2 separate regions of the Homo sapiens genome follow, and region 2 is linked to region 1. A link is an interaction called in ENCODE POLR2A ChIA-PET data of the cell type or tissue named here. Cell type or tissue: PC-3. All regions are shown on one strand. Each heading gives the region's core, and the rest is flanking DNA. Links, peaks and the distances in the headings are about the cores only. Region 1 has its middle 37 kb from the start of NOG. Region 2 has its middle 48 kb from the start of C17orf67.

Region 1 (2,909 bases), core at 231-2,730:
AGAACATTTTCTCCAGTGGCAGCACCTGGATGAGGCTGCTGAGGAGTTCCTGCTGCTGACACCCTCTGAAGCTCCTGTCTGGCCTTGTCTTTTCCAAACCTAAGTTTGTCACCTCTTCTCTTATAAGCTCCCTTTAATGTCTCCAATAAATTCTCTTTTTCATTTAAGTTAACCCATCAGTATCTGCTGCTTACAACCAAGGAACGCTAGCCAATTCTGTGGTTGCTGTGTGGCATGATGCATGGTAGTGTGTGTGTGTGTGTGTGTGTGTGTGTGTGTGTGTGTGTGTTTGTGTTTTGTGTAACTTAAGGTCCCAAACACCCTTGTACCTGTGAAAGCTGAAGCCCTTCTTTGCCTTCTCACTCTCATCTCCATTCTGCCTTCCCAGTTTCTAAACCTTCCCCTAAAGTCCTCGGGGGCCAGAAGATGGGGTGGGAAGCAGCTATAAAACCTGACCCACCTCTCAGAGGTGTGCTGGCAATTATAGGGCTGGTGACTGAGCACTGGGGAAGGTAGGAGCACGACCCACGAGAGGAGGGGAAAGCAGAAATACGTTTCTGGGGCCCGGGGGCTGTGGGGTCTGTGCTACATGTAAGTACAAATCTCACGGAACGATCCTAAGTTGGTCTGCCCTTTAGGGTGGGAGGGAACTTTTTCTTTTCCACCAGGGTCTGAGTCCACCCCTCTTGGCTGCCATGGTGGGAAGTTTGGAAGGAGTTTCCACCTGTCTTTAAAGAAGCCACTTAGCTCCAGACAACCAGGGGTGGGCCACCAGGGTGATATACAGAGATGAGCAATATAGCTGGCATTTACTATTGAAAACACATAGGAGCAAATATTTGGCTAAGTGTTTATTTGCTAGTGGAACTTTTTAATGGTTGAATGGAGTCCAAGTGTCAGCGTGGGGATTTTGATTTAAAACAGACTGAAGAAGTGTTTCTCCACAGTTGTAAGCTTGGAGAGTTTCGTTTCTTTGGCTCTTGGAATCCGCAGTGGGCTGTGTTCCTCAATTCCAGACAGCCTCATGGGGAGCCCCACCCCGGTGGGCTCTTCCTGCCTCTGCAGCCAGCAAGGCAAGGGCCTCGTGTCCCTTCATCAAAACTGGATCCCAGCCCCCTTCAGGCCCAGTGCAGAGCTTGGAGCGATAAGAAACATCCTCTATGCCTCTGGGTGTGTTCTGTTGCAGAGCAGCCACTGGGGGCAGCTAGCTCTGAGCATCACTCTGGTGATGACCAAAGCTCTGCAGATCCGGACTCATCCATCTGTCTTGCCTTCTCCCTTTCTTACTTGTTTTTTTTCTCTCCATGTGATGTTTAGTGCTTGTGAGGTGCATGTCTCTTGCTTTTAACTCTGAGCAGCTGGGGGCAGGGAAGGGTGAGACTGTCCTTTGATAAGGTGTCTCCTGACCGCACATTTCTCTCCCAGGAATAAAACAGTCCAGCATCTCCTGGGTCTGAGCAGCTGGGGTCAGGGAAGACTGAGACTGTCCTTTGCCAAGGGTTTCCCGACTACACATCTTCTCTACCGGGAAGAAAACAATCCAGCATCTCCTGGATCCCTACCATGTGCCAGGCTGCATGCAGGGCACTTCCTCATTCCTCATCTTGGTTCACTCCTACAGTAAATGAGATTCATCTCCATTTTACAGAGGAGAAAACTGAGGCTTAAAGATGAGCCAGGGTTGGTCTGAAGCCATATAGTTGGAAGGTGGCAGAATAAGACTTGAGCATGGATTGGTTGGACTCTAAAGTCTACACTCTTGACCGGGTGCAGTGGCTCACACCTGTAATTCCAGCACTTTGGGAGGCCGAGGCAGGCAGATCACCTGAGGTCAGGAGTTCCAGACCAGCCTGGCCAACACGGTGAAAACCTGTCTGTACTAAAAATACAAAAAATAGCTGGGTGTGGTGGTGGGCGCCTGTAATCCCAGCTACTGGGGAGGCTGAGGCAGGAGAATTGCTTGAACCAAGGAGGCAGAGGTTGCAGTGAGCCGAGATCACGCCACTGAACTCCAGCCTGGGCAGCAAGAGCGAGACCCTGTCTCAAAAAAATAATAATAATAAAGTCTATACTCTTTTTTGCTCCCTTCTCTTGCATTTTCTGGCTTTATGGGCCATTATGCTGACAAGGACTCAAGGCCTGTGAACATCAAAGAAGACAAGCAGGGGCTCATCTATTAAAACCTGTGGTTCTTAGGAAGGATGGCCGTCCACAGCTCGGGCAGAGCAGAGCCCATTCTGAACTGCTGGCTTCCTCTATAGCAGGATCCAAAATTCCAAGACACTTGTTGGGCACAATCAGAGATCAGCTGCTATTGTCATCCCCTCCTCAAATTCATTCTGCTCAAGAAAATGGGCAGAGGAAATAGCAGAGAGGAAATAGCTTAGGCCCTTGCCCTGTTGTCCTCTGGAAACATTCCTCCCTCCCTCCTATATTCCCACCTGGGCTTCTGAGGCTACAGACCTAGGTACATGACTGGGAACAATTACATACCATCTCTGAGCCTCTGGGGCCTCCTCTGTAAAATGGGGATAATCAGGCCTCCAGGAGACAATCTTTTTTTTTTTTTTTTTAGATGGAGTCTCTCTCTGTCGCCCAGGCTGGAGTGCAGTGGCATGATCTCGGCTCACTGCAACCTCTGCCTCTTGGGTTCAAGCAATTCTCCTTGAATCGCCTCAGCCTCCCGAGTAGCTGGGATTACAGGTGCCCACCACCACACCCGGGTAATTTTTGTATTTTTAGTAGAGATGATGTTTCACCGTGTTGGCCAGGCTGGTCTCAAACTCCTGACCTCATGTGATCTGCCTGCCTTGGCCTCCCAAAGTGCTGGGATTACAGGTGTGAGCCGCTTGCGCCTGGCCAGAAGCAGCATGATTAAATAAGAGATATTAAATAAGAGGACACCTTGC
Region 2 (2,909 bases), core at 294-2,793, 160 kb after region 1:
TTCCTTTTTATGGCTGCATAGTATTTCATGGTGTATATGTAGCACATTTTCTTTATCAAGTCTATCATTGATGGGCATTTTGGTTGATTCCACGTCTTTGCTATTGCGAATAGCGCTGCAATGAACATACGAGTCCATGTATCTTTATGATAGAATTATTTATATTTTGGGGGGTATGTACCCAGTAATGGGATTGCTGGGTCAAATGGTATTTCTGGTTCTAGATATTTGAGGAATTGCCACACTGTCTTCCACAATGGTTGAACTAATTTACACTCCCACCAACAGTGTAAAAGCGTTCCTATTTCTCCACAACCTCAATAGCATCTGTTGTTTCTTGTCAGCCTGAGGTTCTTTCCACACATGAAGCTTCAGGAAGCTCTATGCTGGTGGTTCCCAAACTCCAGCATGCATCAGAATCACCAGGAGGGCTTATGAAAATCCAGATGGCTGGGCCTCAGCCCCAGAGTTTCTGATTCAGAAGTGTCACAGACATCCGAACCAGGGTAACTCCATCTTGAATAAGAATTGAAGAAAGTCAGACCTGCTGGGTTACAATCCCAGGAGGCTATGCACTCCTAGTCACAAGATGTTTATGGCTGAGGGAACAGATTAATGATGCTTACTAATGGAACAGGACTCAGAACTTAAGGAAATCTCCTGATGTCCCAATATCTTAAGAACAAAAAGCATTCTTAGTTTAAGAATAGGTTTTGCTTTAGAGATAATAGTAGGTTCATAAATTTTTGCAAAAATCAATAGTTACACAAGAGAATAACAATACTAACAGCCTGTCACAAGCTTGTCATGAGCCTTTGTAGTAAAGCACATAAGGCCATTATTTTCAGCTCTGTTATCCTATACAAGCAAGCACTGTATTTGAGGTAGGGGCGTTCCTTCTCTTGCTTTTGGAGGACAGCCTACTCTGAAATAGAGCAGTCTTTAATAAGCTATCTTCACTACACTGCACTCTGCAACTTGCTGTAAATTCTTTCTTGCATGAGATCCAAGAACCCACTCTTGGGGTCTGGGTCGAGACTCCTTTCTGGTAACAGAAGATCTGAGTTGGGCCTGAGAGTTTGCATGTCTAACAGGTTGTCTGGGGGACACACTTTGAGAACAGAAGCTGTAGCTACTCATTAAACCACAAGAGAAGACAAGACACATATTGACATGACCTGGATGGAGGAAAAGCAGGGCCCACATGTAATTAGAAAGAGAAAGAGAGATTTCAACCACCTGAAAACTGAACCTCACAAGAAATAACTTGTCGATTTTAATCAATTGAAGAACCTCTGAAGCAGGAGCTTATTTGCTCTCCGGTGAGTTTACAGGTTTTGGGGGAGGGTAACTTGGCTGTATGACACTTGCTGGATCGTGGGAGTAGAGTCATGTTCTGATTTGAAATCAGAGAACTCACTGTGGCTTCCTGCCTCCACGCCCATCTGTTTCCCTGTATCATTGGGATAACATCCAAATTCCTTACAAAGGTCTGTGAGGCCCATAAACCTGGCCCCTGCCTGCCTCCCAGGCTCATTGTAGACACTGTCCCCTCACTCTTTAGGGAAGGCCACGGTGACCTTCTGGAAGCTCCTAGGACAAACCTGCTCCTTCCCCACCTCAGGGTCTTTGCACTTGCTGCTGCCTCTGCCTGCAACAACTCTCTCCACCTCCATCCTGTGCCACTCCTTCTACCCCCACCCTTCCCTGCCTTGTATCCCCACCTCCATCTCCTTTGTCAAGCTAATTCCTTGACAAATCACTGAAGGTACCCCCTCTTCCTAGAGCCTTTCCTGACAAGCAGCTCTGGGTGGGGTACCTGTCAATGGCCACATACCTGGTCATCTTGACTGCTCCTTCCTAACATTCAGCATACAATGTGTTCTTCCGTACTGGCCTCTGTTTAAGTGGGAGTTTCAGGAGTCGTCTCCAGTACCTAGTGCAGTGCCTAACACATAGGGAATAAATAAGCAAAGAACAAACAAACCAAGAAACCAGGTCCAGAAGCCAAAAGCAATCAAGGCCAGCCAGCATCTGGCATCAGAGCACTGTCCATGACAGAAAGCTGCCAGAGGAAGGAGGAGTAAGGGTTTGGAACAAAGTCCAGGTGGTATAGAAAAGTGCACCTTTGCAAAGAGCTTTTCCTTCGGACTGAAATGCCCTTCCTCCCCTTTTCCACCTGGAAGACGGCTTCTTACCCCTCCTGCTAAGTAAGCTTCCAGTAATGCCTTGTCTTGAGCCATCCCTAACCCCCTGCCTCAGGGAAAGAGTTATCATCGTACCATGTTTGCAATTCGGTGCTGGGGTGGGGCGGGGCAGGACATGGAAAGAACTCACCTCTCAACAAATAAATATTAGTGAGTGCTACCTATGCGCAGAGCAATGAGCTAGGCATGGAGATGCAGTACACTGAAATTGTCTGTGCCTCTCAGCTACTGCTCCAGCAAACAACAGCCACCTCCCTTATCCACGGGGAATGCCAGGACCCCCCAGTGGATGTCTGAAACCAAGCATAGTACTGAACCCAATTGCCGACCACATTTCTGTTCACATCTTCCACCCACATGTTTTAGAACTTTTCCATCTTAACGAAGCATTTTTCACTGTAGCCATTAACTTTTGCAGTTCAAGGTGCAACAGCAAAACTAGCACAAATTTATTTTTCCTTCTTCACAATTTCTCAGATAGAAGATTTGTTCTTACCACAGATCTTGGCAATCTCAGCACACGTTTTTTTTTTCTAAACTAAGTTGAAAACCTTCGCCTTTTCACTTAAAGGTAGCACATTATGGTTTCTCTTTGGCATATCTGAATTGCCAGCATCATTACTCTTGCAATGTGGGGGCATTATTAAGTAAAAGAAGGGTTCCTTGAACACAAGCACTGCCATAATGCCACCTGACAGTCAA

Evidence for each region. Peaks named below come from ENCODE experiments on the same cell type or tissue, not always from the same donor. Only the 100,000 strongest peaks of a DNase experiment are listed, where the experiment ranks them.
Region 2: POLR2A ChIA-PET joins it to region 1 with 5 read pairs; 1 of 35 experiments calls an interaction of 5 or more read pairs at or near these places.

The regions. Positions count from the first base shown.
Region 1 is chr17:56,628,820-56,631,728 of GRCh38, forward strand. No RefSeq gene overlaps it. Among named protein-coding and RNA genes, the nearest start is that of NOG, 37 kb to the left of the region's middle. In PC-3, for the core only: CTCF peaks have their summits at 1,205 and 1,405; a DNase peak (open chromatin) is centred at 1,182.
Region 2 is chr17:56,784,162-56,787,070 of GRCh38, forward strand. No RefSeq gene overlaps it. Among named protein-coding and RNA genes, the nearest start is that of C17orf67, 48 kb to the right of the region's middle. RefSeq lists an enhancer at 2,328-2,909. In PC-3, for the core only: no CTCF peak of the experiment used is centred there; DNase peaks (open chromatin) are centred at 1,450 and 2,270; H3K4me3 peaks cover 1,723 bases; H3K27ac peaks cover 2,500 bases.